2 separate regions of the Homo sapiens genome follow, and region 2 is linked to region 1. The links are chromatin loops, found by intact Hi-C in ENCODE. Cell type or tissue: mammary epithelial cell. All regions are shown on one strand. Links, peaks and the distances in the headings refer to the core of each region. The heading gives the core; the rest is flanking DNA.

Region 1 (2,920 bases), core at 226-2,725:
GTTCACAGTAGGGTTTGTGTTCCTATGAGAATCTAATGCCACCACTCATCTGACAGGAGGCGGAGTTCAGGCAGTAATGGCAGTGATGGGGAACGGCTGTAAATACAGATGAAGCTTCGCTCACTGGCCTTACTCACCTCCTGCTGTGAGGCCTGATTCCTAACAGGGGGTTCGGTGGTTGGGGACCCATGATCTAGATGATTCCCTGGTTTCTGGCTTGAGTAAATTGGCAGAAGTTGACGCCATTAACTTGGGGAATATAAGAAGAGGAGAATAATTGGGATGGGATAGGGTAGGGGGCATATAACATGTTGAGATCAGGGGTCCCCAACCCCCAAGCCATGGACGGATACTGGTCCATAGCCTGTTGGGAACTGAGCTGCACAATAGGAGGTGAGCGGGAGGCAAGCAGGCATTACCACCTGAGCTCTGCCTTCTGTCAGATCAGCAGCGGCATTAGCTTCTCATGGGAACACAAACCCTATTGTGAACTGCGCATGCGAGGGATCTAGGTTGCAGCTCCTTATGAAAATCTAATGCCTGATGATCTGAGGTGGAACAGTTTCATCCCAAAACCATCTAGCCCCCAATCCCCACCCCGACAACTGGTTTGTGGAAAAACTGTTTTCTATGAAACCAGTACCTGGTGCCAGAAAGGTTGGGGACTGCTGGTTTAGATTATGATCATTTAAACTTGAGGGACCTGGAAGAGATTTCCAGTAAGAAGTGGATAATTAGGTCTGAAGTTCCAGAAAGAGATCTAGGCTAGACAGATAAACTTGAAGGCATTAACCTAGAGTTGTTAGTTAAAACTACAAAATCATCCAAGGAAAAGCATAGAGCAAGAGAGATAGTGGCTGTGCATTGGCACCTGAGGGGTAGAAACAGCCAGCTGGGTACTGGCAATGGTGGTCAGAAAGGACCAGAAAAAAAAAGGTAAAAAAAAAATCTTGGGGAGGAGAGACTTCTTCATGAAGTGAGTGATTAAAGTTACCACATGCCCTAAGACGGTCAAGTAAGAATACTGAAGAGAAGGCACTGAATTTGTCACTAGGGGGCCCTTGGTTGTCTCTTCCAAGTAACATTTAATGTGGTGTTGGGAGCAGAAGCCAGACTGAAATTGGTGGAAGAGTAACACAGAAGCAACCTGAATTTACTGTAGCCGGGCCTCCATGGGCCTCAGGGGCCTCCACTGCTCATTTCAGAATCCACCCACAGCATCCCTGGTGGCCTCCTCTCAGCCCACTGTGTTCAGAGAAGCCTGAAGAGAATCCAAAGTATCTGCCCAGGTTCTTGGTACAGCTTCAAATGAGCTTCTCAGATCTTTACTCCTATTGGGAGGAGTGGAAACCAGCACCAGCCCAGCAGCCATATTCAGGGCTGGTTCCTGAGAGGCCAGGGTTCCAGCAGGGTAATAGGAAGGTATTGATGCTGTGTCATGGCCAGAGCAAATGCTGCCAAGACCATGCAGAAATATCCAGCCAGATGGCTTGGGGTAGAAACCTGGCCTGGCACCAGGACTTGAAGCCATGCCAGGGATATGACTGGAGTAAAGGCAGGACCCAGTAAGCAAGGAGCTGAGGTCATTGCCATAGATGGCCTTGGGCACCCAGAACTGGCCTTGACTGGGTGTGGCAGACTGCACAAAGACCCAGAGAGAGGAGTTACAGAAGAAAGCTCATTTCATTTTCTAGAATGTGGCATTTCTCACATTTAGCACAGTGGGAGAGGTGGAGGGATGGGTTAATGCTCTTGCACAGCCCAGCAGCCCCTTCAGGAGGGTGCTGCAGTTGGTACCTGGCCACTGTCTGCAGAGTGCATGATGCCCCTGCCTAATCAGGCTTGGCCAGTGTTGCTGTTTTGGGGCATCTCCAGATGAGAGAGGAAGGTCACCCCAAACCAGACCGGTTTCTTGCCCAAGAACTATGTTTGATGATGCCACGTTCCAGGCATTGCTCTCAAGGAACTCACAGGAGCCCCAAGAAAGGAAGTGGCTCAAACTGTGGAACCTGGCAGCCTGGCAGAGCCCATGAATTCCGATCTCTGGCTGGAATCCCCGTTTACTCCCCAGGCACACCTGCCAGTCAAAATGCCCCATACCCCAGTGTGAGCAATGGCCAAAGCAGAGTTGGGAAAGGGACCATCTGGGGCCACAAGGCCTGCCTTCCAGTAAATGGGCATGCAGCCACAGGGAGCAGCTGGGCTTCTTCTGTGTTCACCCCACCATTTGGGCAGGCTCTTCACCAAGGCTATGCCCTGCCCACCACCTGAGGCTTCATGGCCTCCCTTAGAAGGAGTCAGAATCCCATCAACTTTAAGCCCCAAGCTCAGCTGAGGGACATGTGGTACCAGTGGAAATGAGCATCACTGGAACCCACTTTCCTGCTGGTCCCAGGGCACCAGGATGCTTTGTGGGTTTCATGTTAGAATCAGGTCATCCCCAGCTTGAGCTGTTTAGCCAGACGTTTCCCCATGTGTGCTTCCGCACCATCCCAGTGAGAGCAAGAACATTCAAGCTTCCACCCGATCTGTAGCAGCCACTGCTACCTTGAAACAATCGATCTCCACATATTCCTTAGTTGTATTAATTCAAAAGTTTGACTGAACACAGTTTATGCTCTGCTTGCAAAGAAGTGAGTTACAAAACCATCCATGTGCACATCCATCTTTTATATTGTCCACCACTGAAAGGCCCATAGCCAGACAGTGTCCACCTGGATCTTTTTAAATAAAAATGATACTTACACGGGTAGGCATACCTTGCCTTGTTACAATAGGCTACTTCTAAGTATTCATAACATGCAATCCAATTAGTAAAAATAGAAGCAGGTGAGTAATAAAAAAAGGAGAACAAACAACGTTAATATGTGATTGTGTCTTGAATTTTATATTCCTTTTACATGTAGGCACTAATTTGGCT
Region 2 (2,920 bases), core at 278-2,777, 120 kb before region 1:
GTTTAGACTATTTTTTTCTTGCCTAATTACCTTGGCTAATCTTTTAAAAACTCTTCAGTCATACGGTGCTGACTGGTATCCCATCATTTCCCCAATTAAACAGCAGTGTTTCTAATGTTTAAGCATTAAGCATATTAATCATGACTTGCATTTATAAATGGTGTTACAAACATTTACTTTATTTTATATACAGAATTTTTATCAGGAATAATGACTGAATTTTACTAAATGCTGGAAACTTATTTGAGGTAATCAAACTTTTCTACTTTGTCTATTAATATAGTAAATTACATTAGTAGGTTTCCTAAATTTGAGCAACACTAGCATTTGTTGGGTAAACTTCATTTGTATATAGTGCATAATTCAAATTTATGATTAAATTTTCTTTTCAAATATTTTACTTAGGAATTTGGTATCAAATAGATGTTAATGACATTGGAATGTAGTTTTATCTCCAAAATTGTACTGTGTAAAATTTTCAAGCATACATAAAAGTTGATAAAATAACACAATTCACTACTGTACATTTTTTCAACTAGATTCACTAATTACTTATATTTTGCTACATTGGTTCATTATCCCTATCACTCTATCTCTATCTATCTATCTATCTATCTATCTATCTATCTATCTATCTATCTATCTAATTCCTCCATCCAACTAGCTAGCTGACCCTTGTTAATTTACAGACATCACAACACTTACTTCTAAGTATTAATACTTTAGCATGACTCTTCTAAAAATAAGGATCTTCTTCATAACATCATCTCACTAGTACACCTAAAAAATTATAATTTCTAAATATTATCTAATATCCAATCTATGTTAAAATTTCTCCTTTTATAGTTGTTTTTCCCCTTGAACTGGTCAAGGCTCACTCATTGCATTTAGTTTTTCTATCTCTTTAGTTTCTTTTTTTTTAGTGCACTTATTTTTTCATGGTATCGACTTTGTAAAGAGTTCATTCCAGTTGTATTTTAGCATGTCCCATATTCTGGATTTGTCTAATCCAGACAAAATTTGTTAATTTGATTAATTTGTTGATCTCCCTCACGTAATTCCTGTGAATTGATCAGCAAGGTCTTAGGTTTAATTAGAATTGGATTGAACATTTGTGGCAGCAGCACATCAAAAGTGATGCGTGATTTATGTTGCATCATATCAGGAAGTTGATGATGTCAGCTTGATCCAGTATTACTCACACAGGTGGTGAACTACACATACTGTGTTGTATAGATCCATGTTTCCCTGTAAGAAATCTGCAGAGTGATGCCTTGACAACGTGTAAATATTCTGGCTTGCAACAGTCTTTCACACAATGGCTTTAGTGTACATTGATGATCCTTGCCTGAAACAGTATTTAACACAGAGAGTTGCAAACGGTTATTTTCTAATTCTATCATTCCTTCTTCACTCATTCTTCTGTTTTTAAAAAAAGGTTTCTGTTTCTTAATTTCTCACTCTGTATTCAGAGATTTTTATTTATTTAATGTTTTATATGTTACTGACAATATTCTTTTTGGGTTTCAAATTGTCCAAAATGTAGCCAGTGGGAGCACTTTAAACTGTCTTCTTTTGTCATAATTCCATTGAATTTTAGACATTGCCTTGGTTTCTAGAGCAACAGGTGTTCCAAGCCCACCTTGAATTTTCCCTACTCCAGACCTGGCATTACCTGGTTTTTCATGGAGAGTTGGTTATTTTTAGTGGACTTTGTGTGTGTGTGTGTCTGTGTGTGTGTGCATATGTGTCTATGTTGGGTTACACCTTCAACACTCAGCCAAGGTAATTGACAACTTTGTTCTGGCCTTTACTTCCTGCTTCCTTAGAGTCTGTAGGTTAGCCATAGATGACAGCTTAGGACCTTCTCAGGTTGTTTCTGGGCATGCACAAAGCTCTGGCATACGCAGAGCCCCACATAGACATGCGGTCTTCTAGATTTTCAGGAATATGTTGGAGTTTTTCAAAACCACCTGTGGACATCTCATTCCCAGCTTTTTGGTTAGCTTATTGTTTTCCCCAATTGTTATCCACCACCTCATGCAGCCTCAATGTTATATAAGTATCTCTGATTGTTTTGGACAAATGCCTCCTGGGGAAAAGCTGTTTACACTGGGCAAACTCCCAGTTAGATAAACCAAAGACAGCTTTGTGAGTGAAGTCTTCCAGGGAACCACTACACAGGTCAAATAATAATTGGGAATTGGGCATTGAAGGAGCTCCAAACCCATTCTACCCCTGCAAAGTCTGCCAGGCTGCTGGTTTGCACTATGATTACGGGCTGTTGTTTTCAAGGTTACCATGGAGGTGGAGAATGGGGAGAGATGGAAATAGGCAGCTTAGCATGCCACAAAGCTCACTGTTCTTACTGAGCATTTTTCTTTGATAATTACTGCTCAGATTGTTGCAAGCCTTTGGTTAATTTCCAGAGTTTTAAAAATGTTGGTTCTGACCATGTTTTTACTGATTTTATGGAGGAGAGGATTTTTCAGAAGTCTTTATCACTTTTGCTTGTTTGTTCAAATTAGTCTCTACAAAAAATTCAAAAATTAGCCAGGCATGCTGGCATGCAACTGTGGCCCCAGCTACTCAGGAGGCTGAGTTGGGAGGATTGCTTGAGCCCAGGAGGTAGAGGCTGCAGTGAGCCTAGATCAGGCCACTGCACTCCAGCCTGGGTGACAGAGTGAGACCCTGTCTCAAAAAACAAAAACAAAACAAAACAAAAGAAAAACAACAAAGCATGATGAATGCATTAATCTTTTCTTTACTTACCAGTTTTCAAAAACGATGAGCTGTTTGCTAGCCTCCTTAAAATGACTGATGCTGTAGTATGCATCATTTCCTTTCCTTTCCTTTTTTTTTTTTTTCCCCCTGAGACAAGCTCTCACTGTGTTACCCAGGCTGGAGTGCAATGGGTTGA

What was found. A loop is a pair of places that touch in the nucleus more often than their neighbours do. Peaks named below come from ENCODE experiments on the same cell type or tissue, not always from the same donor. Only the 100,000 strongest peaks of a DNase experiment are listed, where the experiment ranks them.
Region 2: it touches region 1 in a loop (5-fold over the local background); 2 of 110 quality-filtered maps call a loop at or near these places.

What each region holds. Positions count from the first base shown.
Region 1 is chr15:83,976,664-83,979,583 of GRCh38, forward strand. The region is part of intron 20 of ADAMTSL3 (ADAMTS like 3); the gene reads left to right. Among named protein-coding and RNA genes, the nearest start is that of GOLGA6L4, 260 kb to the right of the region's middle. In mammary epithelial cell, for the core only: no CTCF peak of the experiment used is centred there; a DNase peak (open chromatin) is centred at 1,538.
Region 2 is chr15:83,853,313-83,856,232 of GRCh38, forward strand. The region is part of intron 7 of ADAMTSL3 (ADAMTS like 3); the gene reads left to right. Among named protein-coding and RNA genes, the nearest start is that of ADAMTSL3, 200 kb to the left of the region's middle. In mammary epithelial cell, for the core only: no CTCF peak of the experiment used is centred there; a DNase peak (open chromatin) is centred at 1,239; H3K27ac peaks cover 2,465 bases.